5 separate regions of the Mus musculus genome follow, and regions 1, 2, 3 and 5 are each linked to region 4. A link is a loop called in an ENCODE intact Hi-C map of the cell type or tissue named here. Cell type or tissue: left cerebral cortex. All regions are shown on one strand.

The links. A loop is a pair of places that touch in the nucleus more often than their neighbours do. Peaks named below come from ENCODE experiments on the same cell type or tissue, not always from the same donor. Only the 100,000 strongest peaks of a DNase experiment are listed, where the experiment ranks them.
Region 1: it touches region 4 in a loop (2.5-fold over the local background); 10 of 42 quality-filtered maps call a loop at or near these places.
Region 2: a loop joins it to region 4, with 2.1 times the contacts of the local background. A loop is called at or near these places in 13 of 42 quality-filtered maps.
Region 3: a loop joins it to region 4, with 8 times the contacts of the local background. A loop is called at or near these places in 36 of 42 quality-filtered maps.
Region 5: a loop joins it to region 4, with 8 times the contacts of the local background. A loop is called at or near these places in 22 of 42 quality-filtered maps.

The regions. Positions count from the first base shown.
Region 1 is chrX:13,511,318-13,516,317 of GRCm38, reverse strand. No RefSeq gene overlaps it. Among named protein-coding and RNA genes, the nearest start is that of Nyx, 53 kb to the right of the region's middle. In left cerebral cortex, a CTCF peak has its summit at 2,977; DNase peaks (open chromatin) are centred at 2,189, 2,678 and 2,936; H3K27ac peaks cover 737 bases.
Region 2 is chrX:13,342,440-13,347,439 of GRCm38, reverse strand. Gm34661 (a long non-coding RNA gene) reads left to right here. Exons shown (of 3, transcript XR_386903.3): 1 at 1-55; 2 at 3,470-3,620; 3 at 3,767-3,894. Among named protein-coding and RNA genes, the nearest start is that of Gm34661, 2.8 kb to the left of the region's middle. In left cerebral cortex, no CTCF peak of the experiment used is centred here; DNase peaks (open chromatin) are centred at 1,180, 1,734, 2,180, 2,451 and 2 more places; H3K4me3 peaks cover 1,551 bases; H3K27ac peaks cover 1,482 bases.
Region 3 is chrX:13,654,034-13,659,033 of GRCm38, reverse strand. The region is part of intron 5 of Cask (calcium/calmodulin-dependent serine protein kinase (MAGUK family)); the gene reads left to right. It also overlaps a transcript of Gpr82 not described here. Among named protein-coding and RNA genes, the nearest start is that of Gpr82, 4.8 kb to the left of the region's middle. In left cerebral cortex, CTCF peaks have their summits at 2,084 (motif pointing right) and 3,719; DNase peaks (open chromatin) are centred at 2,093, 2,990, 3,324 and 3,916; H3K27ac peaks cover 2,583 bases.
Region 4 is chrX:13,227,004-13,232,003 of GRCm38, reverse strand. No RefSeq gene overlaps it. Among named protein-coding and RNA genes, the nearest start is that of 2010308F09Rik, 18 kb to the left of the region's middle. In left cerebral cortex, CTCF peaks have their summits at 1,132 and 2,030 (motif pointing left); DNase peaks (open chromatin) are centred at 1,163, 1,705 and 1,998; H3K4me3 peaks cover 1,236 bases; H3K27ac peaks cover 912 bases.
Region 5 is chrX:13,277,667-13,282,666 of GRCm38, reverse strand. It overlaps Ddx3x (DEAD box helicase 3, X-linked), which reads right to left and starts at 1,645. Exons shown (of 17, transcript NM_010028.3): 1 at 1,510-1,645. The coding sequence starts at 1,554. In left cerebral cortex, no CTCF peak of the experiment used is centred here; DNase peaks (open chromatin) are centred at 1,245, 1,748, 2,063, 2,468 and 2 more places; H3K4me3 peaks cover 2,820 bases; H3K27ac peaks cover 2,507 bases.

The DNA.
Region 1 (5,000 bases), 280 kb before region 4:
CAAGCATGAGAACCTGGCTCTGATTCCCAGCACCCATAGAAAAAGCCAGGCATGGTGACAAAGCCTTGTAATCCCACTGCTGGAGAGGCAGAAACATGAATTCTGGGGCTCGGCTAGCCTCCCAACCTAGCTGAATTGGAATACCTCAGGGCTCAGTGAGAGACCCTATCTCAAAAGAGAAAGTAAACAGCTACTGAGGAGCTTGAGCGTGACCTTTGGCCTCCACTCGTGTACACATACACACACACACACACACACACTACACTGTTGTGAGTGACTCTCCTCCAAGCCAAGCAGCCACCATCTTGAGGAGTTCAGCTGTTCCCTCTTGGAAAAGAATTGCATTAGCTGGGCTTGTTGACTATTTGCACCCACTCATGAGGGAGTGGAGGATGTCACAACCCCTCACCTAAGTATCAGCCACTCTACCACCTATTTATGCAAGCATCTTAATTGCATGTGGCAGCAGGGAGAGGCTAGACTGGCTATATAAGCTGGGAAGACTAGTGAAGAGGGCACCATGACTGAAGCTTGTGGCCCCTCCTCAAAGCCATACACCCCCAGAGGGGCCAACTCAATTCTGATGAGCTATTGAAAGAAAATGGAGAAAAACAGCCTGCTGAGACCTCACAAGTGGCTTGTGATTGTGGGGGAATAAACTGAGGCTGGAGGTGGGGAAGCAGAGACCACACAAGGCAGGCTCACCACAAATTAACAGTTTTCACAGAATTTGCCCTAGAATGAGCTTGAATAATACAAATGTTCACTCTCTTTTAGGGTGGTGCTAACAGACGTGATGATGGCGACACATCTGAACCTAATACCTAGGGTCTGTATGCTTCCTTTTATATAGCATGTATCTCAGTTAGAAAAAGTCAAACTCAACAGCTGTGATCACTTTTGCAGCTACCCTCAATAATCATTTGACAAAATCTAACGCTGAGTCCTAATCTGAAAAGGATCTAGTCAAAGCATAAGACAAATATCCTTAGCAGCTAAAGAAGAGCTGTTTCATAGTCTACATAAGCCTGAGGACCTCAGCCCAGGTCCCTAGCACCCAAGTAAATGAGCCAGAGACAGCAGCACGACACAGGCCTGTAATCCCAGAACTGTGGTGATGGTGGGGACAGAAGGATCCCCAGAGCACACTGGCCAGCCAGTCTAGCACAATTGATGAGCTCCAGATTCACTAACGGACCATCTTTTTAAAACATGAGAAAAGCAATCAGAGAGGACACGTCAAGCTCCGTCCTCCACATGCTCAAGAACACATACCTACATAGGAACTCACACATGCAGGTGCACATCACACATGAATAAATGCACTCATGCATGCACAAACACAAAGAGAAATGAACAATGGAGGGAAGGATTGATTGAACTGGGGCCAGGATGATGCCAAGGGCAGGGAGGAAACTTGGAAGAGTTCTCCTCCAGGGGCACTTGCCTCTTCCACAAAAAGGTTGTTGTTGGATACAAATGAAGCTGAAGTAGGTCCGTGTTCTCTTCACATCTGCTCCAGCCCTGACATTTGGTTCAGATGAGCCCATGCTTAAGGTGCTTTCACAGAAGAGAATTTCATTCCTCGGTGAAGAGAAGTCACATCACCCTAGGCTTCAAATAGTTTCTTCAGATAATTTGGTTGGTCTGAGGTACTAGCACGATGGCTCAGCAAGTAAAGGGCTTGCCCTCAAGCCTAGCGACATGAGTTCAATCCCTAGAACTCCCATAGTAAAAGGAAAGAGCTGACTCCTGAAAGTTGTCCTCGAAATATTTTAAAACTAACTAGAACTGTGAAGAGAAAGTAGAAAAGTAAATGAATACATTTACATACTAATATCAATTGTATCTTGTTTGACTTTTCACTCTATATACAATTAAATACTTTATAATGCTAACACAGAAGTGGGGAAGGAGATAGCATTAACTCGGCTTATGCTTTACATTGTCAAGGTCAGGAATTTAATAATTTTTGTATGTCAAAGATGCTAGTTAAGAGCAAGTATTTCCCAGAATTCTAAGACATAATGCCTGGTTCAGAATTCAAACACTAGCCTGATTTAACGGAGCTGTGTCTGTCTCTCTCTCTGTGTGTGTGTGTGTGTGTGTGTGTGTAAAATTAATTTAGCCAAAACTGGGGAGACAGAATTCCTCCATCTGCCTCTGCTTTGCCCGTATAGCAATGTTACAATTTATAGAAAAGATGAAGAAAAAAAACAGAAAATATGAATATTTAGATTTAGCTGTGGGCGCAGGTTCCCAGACAGGGAGATACTCATTTTCCTGGCACCCTGGATCTTAGGGTGGACTATTTTCATTCCCAGCATGGTATTTCCTGTAGAGAGATGGAGCTGAGGAAAAAAAGATATTTTTTTTAAAAACAGACTCTTATTCGTAGACTCTTTTTTAAAAAACAGACTCATTACGTAATCATGAAAGCAAAATTAAGAGGTTATAACTTCCAAGCTGAGGTCAAACAATACAAAAGCACAGATCATAGAGGAAAGGGTTAATTAACTCAACTTTGAATTTAGGATCTTAAGAATTAAAATAGAAGCCAGGCACCACCACGCACCCCAGGCTGAGAAAGGAAAATCAATAGTCCAAGGCATAGAGAACTCAGGGCCAGGTTGGGCTACACTAGATCCTGTGCCAAAAGGAAAAAGAGAATTCAAATGGATTTGTCAAAAACAAAAAAGAACCAAAACCAGACTTAAGGCCCCCGTTTCAGTCCTCAGCAGCAGGGGGTGGGGTTGGGAACCCAGCTGGAAAGAGAAGCCCTAGAACAGACCTGGAATCTTTTCAACACCTTCCAACCCTGTAAACAAATCTTTCCAAAGTGGAAGCCATGAGATCTGTTCTTTACTTCCCTGGCAGTAAACAACAGACAGGGTCTGTGACCCATAGCTTCTGCCCCTGTGGGGCACCTGAACTCAGAATAAAGAAGCCCGTGAGCTTTATGCTCAAGGTGGCAGTAGAGGCTTGCAGCTGTCAGACAGAGGTGACAGGCTCTGACTCCACCTGACTGCAGTGGCCTTGGGGCTTCACTGGAGGGATCCAACAAAACACTTGGAGCTGTTTGGTTTGTTTTCCTTCACTATGGAACATCTGGTCTACCCTCGGTTCTTTAAGCTCCCCTAAAACTTTTTCCCTATAATGCTGAGGATAGAACCCAGGGCTTTGTGCATATTAGACACCTAATAAATTTGAAACTTCTCTTTACAAAGGACAGAGAGCATTCCCTAAAAACCACAACCAAGCAAAATGACTGGAGCCCAGTCCCAACTGATATATCTTCAAAACAACTTGTGCACCTAAGGCTCAGGGAACGTTGTGGAAGAAGAGACAGAAAGATTGTAAGAACCAGAGGATCAGAGAGTTTCTGGTGAGATTCTGTCTCTTAATAATTTCAGAAGCTACACACATAAAGTCTCACCAACATGACTGCCCAATTATGAGCTGAACAAGGATAATACCAATAACCATGCCAAATTGGATGAAGAAAAGTCCATGACGCTTCAATCCCACACAAAGAACTACAGGCAACTGAAGAATGTTCAGAGTGAAAAAATAGTCTTCTCCAGGGAAGGGCACACCAATCACTTATCTAATACCAAGTAGTCAACTTTGTATATATAATATGTATAACAATATAATAATATATATAAACAACTAATACAAAAAGAGGCCATGGATTTGAAAGACAGGAGGAAAGGGTATATGGGAGAGTTTGGAGGGAGGAAGGGAAGGGAGGCATGATGCAATTGTACTATAATGCCAAAATTAGAGAAATAAATACATAAAATACTCAAAATTTTACCCAAAAGTTGCAAGGGGCCCTGGGAACTTTTTTGAGCTCAGCGGGTAAAGCACTTGGCACATGAGCAAGGTGACCTGAATTCAGATCCACAGCACCTCACATACGAGGCCAGGCATGATGACATTCTACTGGAAATTCACATAAGGAGGAGGCAGAAACGGATAAATTCTGGGAGTGAGCACTCACTTGCTCACCAGCTCAGCTACTTGGCAAGCTCCAGGTTCAGTAGAAGACTTTGTCTTAATAAATAAATAAATAAATAAATAAATAAATAAATAAATAAATAAGTAAAGTGAGGACATTGACTTCTGGCCTCGATGCACAAGTACATGTAGTGCCACAAGTGTGTACACATATGAACATATACACACATATACTCGTGCATACACAAAAGAAGATAGGTAAATGAATACTTAGAAAACAAAAAAGTTAGCCGGGCAGTGGTGGTGCACGCCTTTAATCCCAGCACTTGGGAGGCAGAGGCAGGTGGATTTCTGAGTTCGAGGCCAGCCTGGTGTACAGACTGAGTTCCAGGACAGCCAGGGCTATACAGAGAAACCTTGTCTCGGGGAAAAAACAAAACAAAACAAAACAAAACAAAAAAGTTGCATGCACACTTGTAGCAAATTTCTATAGCCCTATGTTGCTAGGCATCCATTGTGAATATAGGTTGTAGCTTCTTATCCCAACAGTTTAGTCACCCTTGATGGCACTTCCACCTTCAGATCTTCTCAATTACTTGTCTTCATTGCAAAGAGGGGTGGGTATTTGTTTGTAAAGGGGAAGACAGGAGAAAAAGGTTTGGGGTGAAAGCAGAAGAGATGATGTTTGCTCTTGAAGTGTTTAGTACCATATTAGTTCTTTTTCTCATTGCTTTGACCATATACACGGCAAGAGGCAGTGTAAGGGAAGAAAGGTGTGGCAAGAGTTTAAGACAGCTAGCCATACAACTTTGGCAATCAGAAAGCAGGGGGGGGGCAGTATATAACCCCCAAGCCTCACCCCCAGAGCAGGCCACTTCCTCCAGCCAGGACCCAACTCCTTTGAATTCCATAACCTCTGCCAAAAGCACCAGAAGCAAGGGACCACTTTTCAGGGGATGTCCCACCCTTAGCAAGAATGACAGTGTTTCCCCAGCTCACAGCTTCCTACTCAAGGAAATGCTTCAACTCAGGCAGAT
Region 2 (5,000 bases), 120 kb before region 4:
CGTGGTTACTCAAAGCTAGATGACAGCACCTGCCGCGAGGCCCCGCACCTCCTTGGTATTATTATGGTATTAGCTCTGCCTTATCCGGGGGCGGGCAGAGTAATGAGATGCAATGCTGCAATTGCAGCCCTGATCCAGCAGTTTTGATTCTTCCCTACAGCTACAAGCAATGGCTTCCATCACTGCTCCCCCCGCCCCCAGCTGGAAGGCAGTAAAGTAAACAGGAAGTGGCCGTTTCTCCAAGGGGGCTGTATGGGACTTCAGCTGTGGGGGTTTCTTATCTGAGCTGGGAACCATTCAGATTGGGGCGTGGCTCTGCGCAGTCACTGCTTGGCGCTCTTGCGCGCTTGCTCTCTCTCGTTCCCCCTCCCATCTCTTCCCCTCCCCCCTCCCTATCTCTCTTTCCTTCTCCCATTGCCTTCTCCCCTCCTCCTCTCTCCCCCAGTAGCTTTCTATTAAGGGTGATTACTTTACTATGCCTCGGGGATTTGTGTTGAGAGTTAGAATTTAGGTTGAAGCCCGGCATCCTGGTTGCAAACTAACATTAAGCCTTCGGTGTGATTGGAAGTTGTTAAACAAGCACAGGCACCGGTAGCCAGAGTTGGGGGGGAGGGGCATCTCTTTGTTCCGTTGGTCTTACTTCTTTGTTTTGTTTTGTGTAACATTGTCTTGTTCAAGACAAGGTCTCATCCTGCTGCAGTGATAACTATCAGTAATTCTCCTTGTTGTGTTTTATACAAATAAAGAGAAAAGGAATATGTCTGGTGAATGTGCAGTCAGGTATGGGGGGAGGGGGTGCCTCTGCGGGCCCATGCTGAGGCATCCCTTCCCCCTAAGGGACCAGCCACACTAACGACAGTATAGTATAGAATAGAGTATATTCAGGGCATGGGGAGGCGAGTTGAGAGGGTAGTAGAGACAGAGAAGGGCAGAGAGAGTAGAGGAGTAGAGTAGAGGTCGGCCATGAGCACGTGGACGGGGGTATGGAGTAAGAGCAAGAAGGCGAGAGGGAGGGGGTGAGAGAGAGGGAGGGAGAGAGAGAGAAGGGGGACAAGCATCCCCTTTTATAGTGAGTCTGGCACACCTGGCTATTGTCGGGTAACTGTCGGGCGGAACCTAGATAAAATGCTACAGACACTTCTGCGACGAGGGATTTGTTTTATAGCGGTGATGTGATGGGGACTGGACCGAGGGTCTTGGGTGTAAGAACGGAATAGTGGAATTGAGCAGCTGCTCACATTGCCTGCAGCAGCCCTCCCCCATGCAATCACAGACAAGCACTCCACTGAGATAGTGTCTGCAAACCTCTAGCTCACAGACTTCCAGGTGCCAGCGTTTCTAACCTGGGCAAGTGAGCTTACATCAAAGGCCCGGTTGGTGGCTATACATGCTGTTACGCCCCCCCCCCCGCGCGCCCGCCCCCTCACTGCCTTCTCCCTGGGAATGAGAGCCTGGCCTGCCTCTCCACCTAAGAGGCACACAGGTCCACTTCTGCCACATAGGCCCCTGATTCTTCTCCTCCAAATCCTTGCCGTTCCTGTTTTCTGTCCGTGGCGTTAATAACTCTTCTAATAAATACATCCCTTACTCGCAGCAGCCTGTCTCTGTATCACTTTGAGCCCCACATCCGAATATTTTTGGTGGGTATGATGTCAAGCTCTCCACTACTAAGCTACACCCCAATTTTCGTTTTCAGTGTGTTCTATTTTAATTTTTATTGTATTTATTCATTGATTCGGTGTCCTGCGCACGCGTATACGTGCGCGCGTGTTCATGCCTGTGGAGGTCAAAAAATAAATGGCAGGGAGATGGTTCTTTCCCTCCACCATGTGGACGGGTCCTAAGATGGAACTCAGTTCCCTAAGCTTAGCATCTGGAGAGCACTTTTACCGGCTAGATTCAGCTGGCCCCGAGTTTTTTGGATTTTGGTTTTAAACAGAATGAAACTTCACTGTTTTGAGCTCCACTGTCTTTGACCTGTAAAACTGCAGTTTATTTCTGTGCCCTGCCCCCCACCCCCCAACCCCGTTCCTTTGGGAATAAATCAGAATGCCACTGTGGTCTTTTCTTTGTCCCTGGGCTCATCACCAGATTGAGTAAAGCTGCCTAGTGTGCCTGCCTCCTTGTCAGACAAACAGCAGAAGGGTGAGCACTAACTTCACGCACCGGAGTATGCATTTGGTTTTTTTCTGTGAAGAACAGCAGATTCACTGTTCCCGCCGGACAGCCACTACAGGCTCCTGGGTCAAAGGCCTCCCTCCCTAGCTTCCTGGAATTGTGGTAGGTGGGCAGATGGTGTTTCTTCATCTGTGGTTCTGGAATTGAAGCTTTTTTTTTTTTTTTTTAAGCTAATGGCTTAATGGCTTCCTCATGGGCTTCCACCCAAATCCTTGCTAAATTTTGCTCGGCCTTTCTGTCTTTTTCTTGAGTGTCTCTCGGGCAGCTCTCTCAGTTGTGAATAAATAAGGTTCACCTCTGCCCTTTGCTTTCCCCAGAGCCAGATGAATCACCGGGCTTCTCCACTTCCCTCTCTCAGAAGCCAGTGAGAGTGGCTGGAGGGGCTCTGCTCCAGGAAAGCTCCAGCCAGCCCCTCGGCTTCCCAGAACAAAGAAATTCCAGAGCCAGTGGGGAGAGGGGAGCTTTGTTCTCAGCAGGAAGAAACCAAAGAACTTCCTGAGGGGGGCTAAAATTGCCTGTGTTCTGAGGAACTGTGAAAAAAGACTTCAGCTTCTCGTTACTTTTAGATTGAGAGAGAGCCTGAGCTCTTTACAGCCCTGAGCTAGCCAGGTTCAGCACCTGTCCTCTATAAGCCAACTTAACCAACAAGTAGTAGTGAAACACACAAAAGGATTTAGTTAGTGGGACCACATTGCTAAGAACAGTGATCCAGTAACAACTCCCAAGCCCATTTTCAGGGTCCTAACTTGAGGGTTAGAGTCTTTTATTCCCAATTCCATATACATATATGATGCACTTTGATATCTCACACAAACACACCTCCCACTTCCTCCACTAAACCCATTTCTTTTCCAGAACTCCGCCTCCTATTTTCATGACTTTTGTTTGTTTGTTTCAGGCCACTGCATTTAATTAGAGTCGCCCACCTGAGTGTGTGTGTGTGTGTGTGTGTGTGTGTGTGTGTGTGTGCAGGCGCACACTCCAGCATCTCCAGAAGACAAGCTGCCACTCTACCTGGCACCAAAGTCCCAGCTTTTTCCTTCACCCAGCATGAGACTCCTGGGGAAGTTTCCATGTCTTGGGCTCCATTGTCTCAACAGTCTAATTGGCAAAGGGAAGAAAGCAGGTGTTGTTTCTTTTGAGGCAGGGGTTCACTGTATAGACCTGGCTGGCCTGTAACTCTCTTTGTAGACCAGGCTGACCTCAAACTCACAGAACTCCCACCTCTGCCTCCCAGCTGCTAAGATTAAAGGCTTGAGCTACCACCTTTAACTCTGACTCTGCTTTTTAGAATATCTTTATGCAGATCAGGATTGTTATAACCTCTGTGGATTCACTGGGTCCAGCCACACGTCACCCCCCACCCCCAGTCCATTCCCTGAAGATGGAGCTTGTTTGAGGAAAGAATTTGAACCAGAGGGAAAACTCCAGTAAAGTTCAAGGTATGTTGTGAATTTGCTCTGGGCTTGCTTAGGAGCCATCCAGGCCTCCGGCCTCCATTGGGAGCCTCAAAAATTGACCTCAAAAAGTGTAACATCACAAACCTTCCTGAAGCTCAGGCCTAACTATGCTCCTTCCTTCCCAGCAGAATAGCCTTTGCCACCCAGGTACCCCATCTGTTGGAAAACCCCACCCCTAGCTCACAGAACAGCAATGGCTTGTGCTGTAAGATCAAGAATTGTCAAATGGACCTCATAAAATTGCAAAGCTTCTGTAAGGCCAAATACACTGTCACTAAGACAAAAAGGCCACCAACAGATTGGGAAAGGATTTTTACCAATCCTAAATCTGATAGGGGACTAATATCCAAATATACAAGAGCTCAAAAAGCTGGACTCCAAAAATTTAAATAACCCCTTTTAAAAATGGGGTACAGAGCTAAACAAAGAATTCTCAACTGAGGAATACTGAATAGCTGAGAAGCACGTGAAAAATTGTTCAGCATCCTTAATCATCAGGGAAATGCAAATCAAAACAACCCTGAGATTCCACCTCACACCAGTCAGAATGGCTAAGATCAAAAACTCAGGTGACAGCAGATGCTGGCGTGGATGTGGAGAAAGAGGAACACTCTTCCATTGCTGGTGGGATTGCAAGCTTGTACAACCACTCTGGAAGTCAGTCTGGCCATTCCTCAGAAAATTGGACATAGTATTACCGGAAGATCCAGCAATACCTCTCTCTTGGGCATATATCCAGAAGATGTCCCAACCGGTAAGAAGGACACATGCTCCACTATGTTCATAGCAGCCTTATTTATAATATCCAGAAGCTGGAAAGAAGCCTGATGTCCCTCAACAGAGGAATGGATACAGAAAATGTGATACATTTACACAATGGAGTACTACTCAGCTATTAAAAACAATGAATTTATGAAATTCTTGGGCAAATGGATGGATCTGGAGGATATCATACTTAGTGAGGTAACCCAATCACAAAAGAACACACATGATATGCACTCACTGATAAGTGAATATTAGCCCAGAAACTTAGATTACCCAAGATACAATTTGTAAAACACAAGAAAATTAAGAAGAAAGAAGATCAACATGTGGATACTTCATTCCTCCTTAGAATAGGGAACAAAATACCCATGGAAGGAGTTACAGAGACAAAGTTTGGAGCTAAGACGAAAGGATGGACCATCCAGAGACTACCCCACCCAGGGATCCATCCCATAATCAGCCACCAAACCCAGACACTATTGCATATGCCAGCAAGATTTTGCTCAAAGGACCCTGATATAGCTGTCTCATGTGAGGCTATGCCAGTGCCTGGCAAATACAGAAGTGGATGCTCACAGTCATCTATAGGATGGAACA
Region 3 (5,000 bases), 430 kb before region 4:
CTGTGTCCTTGGCCTCAAAGGACAATGGAATAAGTGATAATTTGATAGACACTCCTTGAGTGATTCATATTGAAAGAAGTAGACAAAGCTAATGAGCCAGATTAAAAGAGATAGATGCAAAATGAAGGCAGACACACCAGGCTTACACTGTGCTTTTAGGTCCCTGGGGGCCTGAATGAGAAGTCAGTGGTTTTTAGGACTATCAGGGGGCTTTTCCCCTCTTTTTATGGATGTGTACGTGTGTTCATGTGTGTGCAGTTGCATGCTCATATCATGTTTCAGAACCAACCATTCTTCCCTGTGGGTACTTTGAAAGCCAAAGGTAAAGATGTAAATGAGCCAGCAATTCTTGTGTTACTGCCTGCCGTGCCTGTGCTACCTTTGAAGTGTACAAAGAAACTTATTTTCTTTCCTTAAAAGCAGGCATTTTAGAAAATAAGGCATTTGACAAGAGTCTGGGAGAAATGTGACCTATCACGAATTACCACAAGTAAACACATGCCCATATCACAACACAGCAACTGGGAATGCAAAGAGATTACGATCATGTATCAGTGCCCAGAATTCTCCATGTTTCTTTCCAAGAACAAGGTCATCTTATTTCTAGCCACTTCTTTTTAATTTCTCGATAAAATTGTTTTAAGATTAAGACTGTGTTTGTGTCCCTTTTTGTCTTTACTCAAGGAGGAGGTTATATCAATGGCCAGGGAAAGAGAATTGGGCACGAGGTGTTCTTTCCTGTACCTGTTAGTGTTTGAATTCAATTGCTCATATTGAGAACCCCCAAAATTGAAGTACTGCAGTTTATGTGAACTGCTAGAACAATTGATAACAGCCAGGCATGGCAGCACAGGTCTTTAATCCCAACACTCTGGAGGCAGAACAGATGGATCTCTCTGACTTTGAGGCCAGCCTGGTCTACACAGTTTCAGGTCAAACAAGTCTATATAATGAGACCTTGTCTCAGAAAGCAAGCAAGCGAGGGAGGGAGGGAGGGAGAGAGAGAGGGAGGGGGAAAGGGAGAGAGAGAGGAGAGGAGAGGAGAGGAGAGGAGAGGAGAGGAGAGGAGAGGAGAGGAGAGGAGAGGAGAGGAGAGGAGAGAGTTTGGGTGATGGTGGCACACCCCTTTAATCCCAAGGAGATCTCTGTGAGTTTGAGGCCAGCCTGTTCTGCTACACAAAAAAACCCTGTCTCAAAAAATACCAAAATTTGATAATAAATGACAACCACTTAACTATATTTTATATTTATGTACATATATACATACATACATACATAGAAGGTTTAAGATATATCGGAGATAAATGCTTTTATTTCTTCAACAGGACAAGCATATCATGTGTTGTAACACAACTAGGGCTTGAATTGATCCCAAGTGTTAAAGGTTGTTTATCCTGACTCACATTAGATAAGATAGCACTCATAGAATCTGTTATTTTTTATTTTATTTTAAAAGGCATTTCATATAATATATTTGTATCATATCCTTTCCCATCCTCCAAATCCTCCCTACCCAAATTCACATTCTCTCTCCCTCCTTCCCCTCCCTCTCAACTTTGTCTCTTTCTGTCTCTCTCAAAAAAAGAAAAGAAAACTAAAACAAACAAAAACTAAGTAAATAAGATAAGTAACAACAAAAAGACAAGGTACCCGTACAAAAAGCTGTTTGGGCGTTGATGCTTCTGATAAGGTGACCAAGTATCTCATATCTCCTTTGACCAAAAATAGCTTTTACTTATGTCAACTTTTTATGTAATCTGAAGCTTATATTTTGAGATCCTAAATTTAATGTTACCCTTTTACACAGTGGATTTTAGCAGTCACTGATAATTCCTATTAAATTAGGAGTCTCATCCATTGGCACTTGCATCTTGATGCAACCTTTTGATATGTGGAAATAATTTAGAGTTGAAATCAGTCACTCTAGACAAGTATACATACCTGGCTGTTTCTAATATTTTCTTGTTGCCTTTATTTTAGGAAAAACCAACCTGAAATACCTAGTAGAAAACAATTGGAAAGAAAAGCTTTGTTACATTTTAACATGGAACAGCTCTGTAAAGTGCTTGCTTCTTTAGAGCTCTGGCCAGCAGAGGGCAGTATATCACCGCAACACAGTTCTTTTTTTTTTTTTTTTTTTTTAAATAATTTGCTTAGTTTCCAGCTGGAAATGACTGCAGTACAGGCTAGGGGAAATTTTTTTTTTTAATATTGAGGGTTTTGTCCTTTTAAGCTCTAAGAAATCTATAAATTTACTTTTTCTAGTGCATGAAAACCACTTTAAAAGTGATAAAGTGAAAATAATTTTAAAACAACAAATTCTCTCAAGATGAAAGCCCAGTGCCACTCATCAGCCATGAATAGGATAAATCATTTAAGGCTTGGCTTTGTCTTATTTTGTTTTAATGATTATCATGAGTCACGTTTGTGAAATATTCATGACTCTAATTATCCTGGAGGTTAAAAGAAAGTCTGGCAAGCTGAGTGTGGTGGGGCACACCTTTATTCCCTGCACTCGGGAGACAGATGGATCTATGTGAAGCTAGCCTGGCTTCTAGGACAACCCAAGCCACATAGTGAGATCCTACACCCACTGAAATGAGAAAAAGGAAAAAGAAAAAAAAAACAGTCTAACATTTTAGCATGGGACAATTTTGTGGTCACCTTGTGGGATTTAACTTCTAAAATAAAATTATAGCAGCTAATGGATACAGTTTGAAAAGTCAAGTAATGCTAAAGGGCTTATAATGAAAATAGTTAACAAATGTATTTTATAGTACATTTTATCCTCTGAAGAAAGTACTAGAAGCGATGCCCTTTCTCCTCCACTGTCCTCCCTTCTTCCAGTAGCAGGCCAACTATGCCGATACTTCCTCCTCGAAGTGCCTCGCAGCTTAGCTCTCTACATCAGGGGCACATCCAGGGTTTTATCCCCGAGAACGTGTGCTTTGTCACTAAAGCTTCAGTCACCACCTTCCATCCTGCATGGATCTCTCACATGAGTACACAACTCCCTCATCCCTCCTCACAAACAAAAGAGCTGGCAAGAACATACTGTTTTCATTTTCATCTACCACATTTCTTTGAATATGCTTTCACTTTTGATGACCTGACTAGGCTTTTATATTTTTTTCCCTTTAGTGCAGTAAAATGGCTCTCTCCCTAGGGATTAATAAGGTATGTGTAGCTTAGAGTCCACTGTTTCCTCAGCAACATTCCTCAAAGGAAAGAGAATTATGCTTTGCAAAGAGACCTCACATGTCCAAGTGCTGGAAGTGTGGAACTGCTTTGGTTCCTTCTCATACCAAATGTATCACAAAGCTGGCCCTTTGTAATTTTCATCTATGAATATCTCTTTCTGTGCTTCTAGAACAGCAATCTAGCTTGGCAAGAAAGCTAGAAGAAAAGCCTAATCCTGCTAGCTCTAGAAGTTTATTTGCTCCTTAGAGCTAGGTATTGTCACTAACATCTATAGTACCACAGCCTGAAAGGATGTAGAAAAATGGTCCTTTCAGAAGGTTAAGGGAGCAGCCCCCACGCCTCTAGGCTGTACCCATCACTCAAGGTTTCACTATTATGAGGGTCATAAATATCCAATCATTGGATCAGGAGACTCACTTGCTACTTGACTATCTTCTCTTCCTAGTTGCCACACATACTTGGAACCATGTAATCTTTACCCACAAGATCTGACCCCATGTGTCCTGTGTTTTTCAAGCCTTGCTGGCCACAAAGGGGAAGTGAATATAAGCATGCATGCAAACCTGTCAGTTCCCTTTGCAGCCAGCTCAATGTCTTCGCTTAAAAATATAGAGGAAACGGTGTTTTTCTTCTGAGTACAGACTGAATTTCCCCATACAGATGAGCATTTCTGCTTCTGACAGATGGAGAGGGGGTGTGGAAAAGAAGAGCGCATGCAGTTATGAGAAAAGGGTCTTAAAAGAGAAAGTAGGGACACAGAGACAAAACTGAACTGGGGAAGAGAAAGGTGCTACTGAGTACAGGAAAGAAAAACAGCAGGAGGGAGTGTCCGGGGTGCTAAGAACATCTCATTTGGAGGACAGCAGTAAGAGGCAGGAAGGAAACAGAGAAAGGAACTGCTATTAAATGACTCTTTGTAAAGTCTATGCCAGCAGGATTAGCAGAAGGCATGAAGAACTTTGATCTAGAAACTTGCAGTTGGCCAATATTTGAAAATAGGGTAGACTGGCCATGATGGTATTCACTTAGAATCCCTGAACTTGGAAGACTCCGTCACTAGAATAGCATGTTGAACACCAGCCTGGGCTATGTAAAGAGTTCCTGCCTCCAAAAGAACAAAAGCAAAAATAACACAGCAGAGGGCAGAACTCTAGGGAAGTGACCTTGTTGCTATTTTCCATTGCAATATGAAGACTAGTTCAGCGATCCAGATTATACAGAAAAGTCAAGGCTCAGATACATATTAATGTATCTTTTGGCATCTGCCCAGATACCCTCACAGTCTTTGCTTGCTGAGCCTTAGAGTATGGCCTGGCTAGCATAAAGCAGAATCTATCTGCTACATCTCCAGAAGCTAGGATTCAGTTCGCTTTGTGAGTTTCTTCTAGAGTTGGCCCACAGTCACTTTCATTGTATACCTCTCTAGATCTCATGTTTACCCTCAGCTTCCAGCTGTGTATTTCTGCCTTTCCCCTGGTATTTGGCTATTTGGATAACTTACCAAATATTTTCTGATTGCTGGGTACCTCAGGATCATTCAGCCCTCTTAACAACTCTGAGTGAGGTCCAGCAATTACTCATGTTTTTCTCTGTAAGAGAAAGAACGTGTCCGAGGCAACTTATAAATGATGGAGCAAATATTTGAACTCAGGCAGTCTTTTAGCCTGTCTATTTTGCTAGCTCTCTGTTCATTCTTTACTGAAGTGTTATTAAGCTCTAAGTTGCATTTGGCCTCACCAGGCTTCTTCCCATGGTCATATCAATAAGTCACATATTGTACTCCATATCCATTGGCCAAA
Region 4 (5,000 bases):
GGATCACAAGTAGAACTGGTTTGGCTTGGGTTCAGAGATGAGCTCAAGTTAACAGTATTCCTGTGCTTATGTGACATATTAGCAGCAATGGTCTGCTTAAAGTCCTCACTTTATTTTGAGACAGTCTCACAGAGTCCTGGCTGACCTTGAACTCACTACTTTGAAAATAACATTGAATTCTAATTGTCCTGCCTGCACCCTCCACCTCTCCAGGGCTGAGATTAGAGGTGTGCCCCCCCCCACCCCCCTCTCTTTTATTCACTGTAATCCCTGTCCACTGAGATCCTTTCTCCCCACAGGTGTTTATTTGGAGGGCTGAGGATTAGCGTGGTGCCAAGCACTTTACCCACTGAGCTACACCCCCAACCCAACTTGGTGGTGATTGTTCTGAGGCGCTGGGATTAAACCCAGGACCTCCCCCGTGATAGGTAAACCCTTTCGTGACCTGTCCTATCCCTTAGATGTCACAGGCAAGCCATATGACGCACTGAGGCACCGGGTCCACAAAGATCCAAGGTCCACAGGTGCTGGCGCCTTTCAAAGGAAATGGTGTAAGAAACTGAGTCTGAGTGCGCATCTCTGTAACTGCCACACTTTGAACCGGACACAGGAGGCTCGGCTGTTCAAGGCCAGCCAGGGACACATGAAGCCCTGACTTTAAATAAATAGGCAATTAAATAAAGGAGAATAGCATGGTATTTGCTAATAACTTGTGACTATCCTTCCCTATACTTTTTCTAAAAATATGCAAAGAAGGCATGGTGAGTGCAAACGTGGACAGCTGTTCAGGGAGGAATAAAATCTCTCCACATGTTCAGCAGAGATGAAATCTTTTTTCCCCCAAATTATTTTCAATCTTCAACGGGTTTAACCTGTAACTAGAGGCCATGGACTCAGATCCCGTCGTGGTAAGAACAAAGCCCAAACAAGCTCAGCCTGAAAGATGGGAGAAGGTTTGTTACTCGCTGCAGGCAAGGAGAGTCGAGGGAGGGGAGTTACTGAAAAGCGAGGTCCCCAGGAACAAAGGAAGCGTGAGGACCACGTTCAAGGAGTCTATACATATTCATGTAGGGGCTGGCCTATAATAAATATGCAAGAGCAAGGAGCACAATTCCGAGCATGCCCAGTTGGGGAGTACACCTCTGAGCATGCTCAATGACGGAGGCCATTTCTGAGCATGCTCAGTTAAGAAATACACGTTTAGGCATACTCCGTGTAAGGTTGTGACCGCATGTTTGAAAAAATTTAAAGAGATAGACAGGAATGACTCTGAGCATGCTCAGTTTGCGCCATGACGGTTTACCTGAAAAGAAAGGAAAGGACACAATATAAGCCGCCTAATACCGTAGTTGCCCTTGGAAGTGCCTGCTAACAAATGATGCAGTGCTCAGGGCTATGGAGGGTGGATTTATATCTGACTCTTCGTTTGTGTACCTGAAAAATGGATATTGTCACTTTGCGTGAATTGTGCTCTACTTTGTTTTGTTGCTGTGGGCTTGAAGGGGGAGGGTTTTTCTGTGCTGCTGGAAATGGAATTTAGGACCCTGTACATGCTAGATGTTCTACCGCTGAGCTACAGCCTTAGCCCTCTGTGTTGTTGGTTTTTTTTTTTTTTTAACTTTAATGTAGATGTGAGAGCCATGGAATATACATCGTACATGCATAGCTGAATTTTCACAAAGTGAAGCCTGTCTATGACGCAGAGGCCTTGCTCCAGAAAGAGACCATAATCTGAGCAGGGCGATGCACACCTGGAATCCCAACACTTGGGAGGCTGAGGCTGGAGGATTGCTGTGAGCTTGAGCTAGTTTACATAGTAAGCTGCAGACCAGCCTGTGTTACAAAGTGAGATCCTGTCTCAAACAAACAAACAGAAGCACAAACCAGGATGGGCAGAGAGCGTCCATTAATGCCTGTACCTATAATCCACTCTTTTCCCTAGTTCCATGGCATTCCAAGATATCTGAACTTCCCCCATACACACACACACACACACACTGCCCCCTACAGGACTGAAAATTAAAGGGTCCACAAGGCCCCACAGGTTATACAGGTAGTAATAATTTCTGGGGGAGCACCCTGTCCAGCCAGCTAAGCTGCTTGCCAGTCGCCAAGGAAGCTTCAAGATGCAGTTTTCATGTTTTGGGTGATACAGCTGCTTTGGAGTCACCCCTGCTCCCAAAAATAACCCCTGCCCCATATGCCTCTAAGTAAGCCAGATCAGCTCACTGGTCCACTAAACTAGACTTGGGTGGGGGTTTTCTTTTCTTTTTTTTTTTTCAGTCTTTTGTGGAAACAGCTATACTGGCTGGTTTTGTGTGTGTGTGTGTGTGTGTGTGTGTGTGTGTGTGTGTGTGTCAACTTGACACAAGCTAGAGTCATCAGAGAGGAAGGAGCCTCCCTTGAGGAAATGCCTTCACGAGATCCAGCTGTGAGGCATTTTCTCAATTAGTGATAATGGGGGAACAGCTCAGCCCATGGTGGTCCTGGGTTTTATAAGAAAGCAAGCTAAACAAGGCATGGGAAGCAAGCCAGTAAGCAGCATCCCTCCATGACCTCTGCATCAGCTCCTGCCTCCAAGGTTCCTGCCCTGCTTGAGTCCCTGTCCTGACTTCCTTCATGATGGACTGTGATCTGGAAGCGTAAGCCACATGAACCCTTTCTTCTCAAACTTGTTTTTTGGTCATAATGTTTTCTTCACAGCAATAGAAACACGAAGACAACAGCTTGTTCTGAAAATCCCTCTGGTCCTCAGAAACTGCACTTTTGCTAGACATTGAACCAAGTTAATAATGTGCTTTGAGCCGGGCATGGTGGCACATGCCTTTAATCCCAGCACTCAGGAGGCAGAGGCAGGCAGATCTCTGAGTTCGAGGCCAGCCTGGTCTACAGAGTGAGTTCCAGGACAGCCAGGGCTACACAGAGAAACCCTGTCTCGTAAAACAAAACAAAACAAAACAAAACAAAAACAAACAAAACAAAACAAAAAAGTGCTTTGAGACCATTTAAAACTATGTAGTCAGTGAAATGGCTCAACAAGTAAGAGCACTGGCTGCTCTTCCGAAGGTCCTGAGTTCAAATCCCAGCAACCACATGGTGGCTCACAACCATCCATAATGAGATCTGACCCTCTCTTCTGGTGTGTCTAAAGACAACTACAGTGTACTTATATAAATCTTTTTTTTTTTTTAACTACGTAGTCAACCTGCTACTCAAACTATATACTCAGCCTGTTTCCGTTTAATTTGCTTTTAAGAAAACAGTGGAGATTTAGCTCAGTGGTAGAGTACTTCCCTAGCAAGCCCAAGGCTCTGGGTTCAGCCCTCAGCTCCAGGAAAAAACAAACATAATAATGTCCCTTAAAGGCCTGTACAACATGCCTGGCTCAACTTTTTTTTTTTTTTTTTGGTTTTGTTGTTGTTGTTTTGTTTTGTTTTTTTCTTGTTTTTCTTTTCTATTTTTTTATTTGTTTTGTTTTGTTTTGTTTTGTTTTCCAGACAGGGTTTCTGTGTGTAGCCCTGGCTGTCTTGGAACTCACTCTGTAGACCAGGCGGGCCTTGAACTCAGAGATTTGCCTGCCTCTGCCTCCCGAGTGCTGGGATTAAAGTCAACTTTTTTTTTTTTTTTTGGAGACAGGGTCTTAGGTTAATTAATGCAGCCCAGGCCTGCCTTGAACTAACGGCAATCCTCCTGCCTTCTAGTCTTCTGAGTTCTGGAATTATAATGTTCACCACACATCCAGCTTTAAATGAGGCTTTACTGGGCCACAAACAAACAATGTTCTCATAAGAGTTCCCAGACTGGGGCTGGCGAGATGGCTCAGTGGTTAAGAGCGCCGACTGTTCTTCCAAAGGTCCCGAGTTCAAATCCCAGCAACCACATGGTGGCTCACAACCATCTGTAACGAAATTTGATGCCCTCTTCTGGAGTATCTGAGGACAGCTACAGTGTACTTACATATAATAAATAAATAAATCTTAAAAAAAAAAAAAGAGTTCCCAGACTGTCTTTGAGGAAGCAAGTGGAGGCAGGGGAATTGAGAGCTTGAGTCCAGCCTGCCAAGTTGGACTACAAGGCCCATTCGAAAAAACCACAAACAAGCCAGGCATAGTTGCACATGCCTTTAACCTCAGCACTTGGGAGGCAGAGGCAGTCAGGACAGGCATATTAGCAGTTGTCTTTGGCCGCCCACCCACCCAGGTGTATTGGTGGCAGTAGTCCTTGGCTCAGGATTTCTGCAGAAGTCCCATCAAAGTCGTTGGCATTTGTCAGGTGGATTTGCTCCTGAATTTGGGGTCATTTGTTTAGCTGGCAGGAAGGGCTTCCTGTTGCCATGGCAGGAAGACCATATAGCAATCAGAGCTGAACATGCAGGAAAGTCCGACAATTATTTATTTATTGGCAGCACTGGGAATTGAACCCTGGACTTGGTGCATGATAGGCAAGTGCTCTACCACTGAGCCCTATCTCCAGTCCTCCTTTGTAACCAATGAATGAAGCAGGTGACAACACCTGCCTTTCACTAAAGATGGAATGCAAGGCTGGAAAATTTGGCCTTTTAAATTTTTTAATAAGTCTCAAAGCAGGGCGTGCTTAATTTTCCCAGTAATAAATTGTGATGATACATGAGCCACATTGTCTGCCAGAGCTCATTACTCAGTGTCCAGATCGTCACTGGGGGCTGGAAGTACAGGCAGTCTACCCAACAGCACAGCCCTCTGCAAGAAAGCAGATATTTGATCTTTTTTTTAAAAAGTGTCCTAGAAATGGCAGGAACCTTCTCCAAATGCAAATTTCCAAACATCCTAAGTCAGGGGCTGTTATGTGACTTGTCCTGGGGACACATGGGCAAATGTCTGGTCAGCCCAAGGGGTGGCACCAGTGAACACCTGTGCCGATGTCAAGTTAAGACATCAGAAAGGATCTTTCTCTTGGAATATTTTTTTTTTTAAGATTTCTTTATTATTATACATAAGTACACTCTAGTTGTCTTCAGACGC
Region 5 (5,000 bases), 51 kb before region 4:
GATCTCCTGGAACTGGAGTTACACAGGCATGACCTGCCACGTGGGTGCTGGGAATTGAACCCAGTCCTCTTAACGGATGAGCCATCTCTCTAGTCTACGTAGGTTTTTTTTTTTAATCATTTGACATTAATCGAAGCAACAAAGTTGCCAAATGCACTGTTGGTACTCATTACAAACTTGAACCACTCCGAATTCCTAAGCTTTCGAAGTTAAATCCACTACCAACTTATGAAAGGCTCTTGGAAATATAATTTCCAATATAGTTCAACAATAGTATCATTTTAGTATAAGTATCATTTAGAATGGAAAATGTTACCAGTGTCCCTTAAGTTACAATGTGTCACAACATGGAAGATTTACTGTAGCAGGTCATAGGTCAGGCAGAAGGCACCAGACCCTCATCTCCTTGGCCTCTAAATCTAGAAATGGAGTCTCGATTAAGTAATCAGAAACCAGGCCTGACCAATCTCCCAATTTTACTTCGATGGCAGCAACAAGTTATCTGTTGCCATATTCTGGGCATTTTGCCTCTAGAGGATCCCAGAGTGGGCCATCACTCGCAAGGCGCGTGGTCCTCCCTTGCGCCCAGGTAAAGGGCGGGCGTGCCCGGCTCGGGCCGCGCGGTCGTTTCCTGGAGCCTAAGGCTGAGCAAGGGCCGCGCCGGGTGGCTCGCGTCACCGCCAAGCCCGGCGCAAGTGCGCACGCAGCGGCCCTGGCCTCCCTCCCCCTCCTCCCCCCGCCCAATCCGCCCTGAAATTTCTGCGTCACAAAACTTTCCACTCGGGAACCGCGGCCTCCCCTGCCGCGACGCACCGGGCCGGCGGGGCCGAAGCAACCCAGCTGGCTTGCAGGCGAACCCGCTGGCGGGCAGACCCGGGGGGATGGGGATGGGGGTGGGGGGGCGACCGCGCAGCACCGCCGGCCTGCGCCACACAAAGGAGGCCGCCGCCATTAGCCCGCGCAGAGGCCAGCCCCCCTCCCGCGGCGCCCCCTCCCACATTCCAGCGCCGCGGGGCCACTCGGCCAGCCCGCGCGCCGCCGCCAGCTCCCTAATTTCCAAACCACAGCCACTGGGGCCATGGAAGCCCAAAGCCCCGGAAATCCGGGGCCAAAACCATCCACCCGGGCCCCGCCACGCCACGCGGGGCAATCTCCCCCCCCCGACCGCCCCGATCCCCACCTGCGGGTCACTAATCAACCAGGGGACGCGCGTGCGCCCGAATGCGCGCGCCCCCTCCCCCTCCGCTCGCCTGCGCACAGACACAAAAGCCGCCATTGTGCTCGGGCCAGGGACAATACCGCGCACCGAGCCGAGCCGGAGGAATCACCGGCTCTAGCACTCCCCCCGCAAGCATCCAGTCCCTCCAGAGCCCCTAGCCACTGGCCACCCGCCGGCCCGAGCCGTCCAGGGAGACGGGAAGGCAAAAAGCAGAACTTAAAGAGCTGCGCCACAAGGCAGGCTAGGGCAGGGGGCAAAGTGATGCAGCGACCCCCGCGGCTCAGGCTCACCTGCTGGTCCAGCCCGAGCGCATTTTCCACTGCCACATGACTCATCCCTGAAGAGTACCGAGAAATCGGAGTCTTCCGCTGCTGAGCAAAGGCTGCCTCTACCGCAAAGGCCCTCTCACGGGAGAACTGCGGCTTTGAAGCGCACCGCGCGGCCACCGACCTTATATACCGACTCGGAGGACTGCTACGTCAGCACGTAAGACGTGTGCCCTCCTCTCCCGGGCGGCCGGCCACTGCCGTTAGGAGCTCTGCCTGCTTACGGTGCGTTGCTCGGCTGAGTCCCGTGAGATTTCCTAATCAGTCCAGTTACCCGCGTCCTCGTCGGCTCATAAAGAAGCCTTGGGTATATGTGGTTCTGGTTCTCCTGGGTTTGCTATCCCCTGGTCTCCACCGGTCCCCTAATCTTACTGTTTTCTCGAGATCTCGCGAGAAATGATTGCTGACCGTCCTCTAGCCTTAAGGCCCTAAGCTTTAAACTAGGTTGATTGGCTGCTCCTCCCCTGTGTACCCAGTTTTCGTCCTTCTTTCTAGCACTCGTCCCTTCCTCTCCGTCCCCGGGCGTGGAGATGATGCAGTGGGCTTTGTCTGGCCTAACTAATGAGCCCTGGCTCTGCGTGGAGGGCAGTGGGATCACGTGACCGTGGGTGTCCAGCAAGGTGGCCATCTTGTGAAGAAGGGAAACTCGCTTGACTAGTGCTGGGAATGGGAGGGAGGGACGGGAAAACTGCGGGAGGGCGGGGAGGAGAAAGGGGGAAGGGAACTAGAAATGAGAAGCAGAAAGGTGGAAGGCTGCATGGTGACCCGAGTCCATCTGAGCAGGGACTGTAGGGGATGTGCGGGTTGCTGTAGGCTTCAGATCGCCGTTGCCTATAGATAGCATCACTCCCACAGCCCCACTCTGAAGGAACAATAAAACTATCTCACGCGAATCTAGAGCCGGCAATCCAGGACCCTCCCGGGACCCGGAGCCTCTCTCGTTTGTGAAAGAGTCACTTATTGTAGGCCCCTGTGTCCTTCCGCGTGGCATTCCTGGCACCAGCCTGTGGCTGTTGGCACAGTAAGGGACCCCAGGGAGGCGAGAATGTGTGACTGGACACAACCTGTGTCTCCCTGACCGAGATAACTTGCCTCAGGCCTCTCTCTCCACTAGACAGAATATGGAGGAAAAAGGGGTCTGTCATCAAACGGGCCGATTCTGGTGGACCCCGCTTCTAGGCGGACCACCCCCCAAGACTCAGCTTCAAAAACACATACCCTTAAACAACAAAACCAAAAGAATATATTGAGCCCTCAGCTTTTAGGCAATGGCAGCACACAAGTTACCTAAAAGATACTCCTTTCTGACCCTCAGTTTCACAAATAAAACACAGGACTCAGCACCCCCCCCACCTCAACCCCAAACCCAACCCCCCCACCAGGGGCCTTCTGCTGCCAGAATTCAAACAATTACTTCTCATCACATAGTTTACTGTACAAACTCTTCTACTTTTCCAGTTTGTAAAATTGAAACTGAACTTTTAAAGAGATACGGAAACAATAAAACAATCCCTAGGCAAGTTGCTTTTCGGCTTTTGTTCTCAATTTTCCTCCTCTATAAAAGAGACCACTAGACTTCAAACCCCTGTTGTTTTTACTATTCATTTTGTGTAACAATTGAATGTTGCTTTTCAGTTAATGATGGCAGCTACATTTGAAGCCAACCTAGATGATGATGTGGTTTTGTGTCTACATGGGTATCCAGTGGACCAATTCTCTCATATATGGAATTGATCTAGCACGCCTGGCTCTGTTGACCACATACCAGTAGTCCTCAGCAGTATTAGCACCCTCAGATGCACATATTTCCATAGTGCCCCTTTGAAAACCATTAGACCCAAGGATTCCTATCGTCCTGTGGTGGTTTGAAGAATGAGCCAGCGCACGTATGCATGCGCGCTTGCGCACAAGCAGGCGCGTGCGCCCGCGCGAGCGCGCGCACACAGACACACACCCTCCCACTCCCCCATTCAGGTTTGAATACTTGGTCCTGAGTTGCTAGAACTGTCTAGGGAGAATTAGGACGTATGGCCTTGTTGAAGGAGGTGTGTCACTGGAAGTGAGTTTTGAAGTCTCAAAAGACTCCTGGATCCCAGTCCTCTTTGTGTGTGTGTGTGTGTGTGTCCCCACCTTCTGCTAGTGGTTCAAGATGTGAGCTCTCAGCTGTCCTGCCATCATATATTCTAAGCCTCTGAAAGCATAAACCCAACTGAATGCTTTATTTTATACGTTGCTTTGACCATGGTGTTTTGTCGCAGCAAATCCAAAGAAACTAAGATGGGTTCCTTTCTGCTATGAGATTTGAGGATTCACAAAGCACAGTAGTGAGATATGTTTTTAGTTTTGTTTTAGATTCCTTTTCACATAAATCTAGACAAATAGGAGTCTGTTGTTCAAGAGCTGGAGATTCTGAGCATCACTCCAATTGCTTGCCACGGGGAGGTTAACTGACAACCTGCTTCTGGGCTGTTTTACTTATGTAGACTATATCCACAGGGCACTGTCAGGGGGAATCCCTGCCCCCATCAAATATGCAGCAGGTTCCTATTTTCAATTAGCCCTGCTTCGTATACTTAATTCAAATGACTAGGGTGTTTTGTTAATAAGTTATTGTTGAAATACCAAACGTACAGGAAATTCAGTGTTGGAAAAATGGCTTAGTGGTTAAAAGCCATGCACTGTTCTTTCAAAGGACCCAAGTTACATTTCCAGCACCCACCTCAGGCTGTTTACAACCTCCTGTAACTGGCGCCAGGGGATCTGATACCGTTTTGGCCTCCATAGGCACCTGTAGACATAAACATACGTACACACATAAATAAATTTTAAAAAATCTTTTTTAAATGTACAAAAAAATGGAAAAACAAAAAAGATTCGTCTTCCAACGTATTCACTCTGAAAAGGAATAGTGTGCAGGCTTAGAGCAGCTAAACCTCCCCCCCCCCCCAATGACTGGTCTATTAAGGAGCAATTTACATCTTTTACTGTAAGTAGCTTTCTTAGTGTTCTATTGCTGTGAAGAAACACTATGACCACGGCAACTTTTATAAAAGAATGCATTTAATTGGGGCTGGCTTAAAGTTTCAGAGGCTTAATCCATTATCATCATGGTAGGCAGCATGGCGGCGCAGAGGCAGGCATGGTGCTGGAGAAGCTGAGAGCTCTGCGTTATGATGTTATGATCTGAAGGCAGCAGGGAAAGAACTGGGGTTGACTTTTTTTATTATTTCTTTATTTATTATATTTAAATACACTGTAGCTGTCTTCAGACACTTCAGAAGAGGGAGTCAGATCTTGTTATGGAAGATTGTGAGCTACCATGTGGTTGCTGGGATTTGAACTCAGGACCTTTGGAAGAATAGTCACTGCTCTTAACCACTGAGCCATCTCTCCAGCCCTGGGCTTGACTTTTGAAACCTCAAATGGACACAGAGTTACACACTTCCTTCAACAAG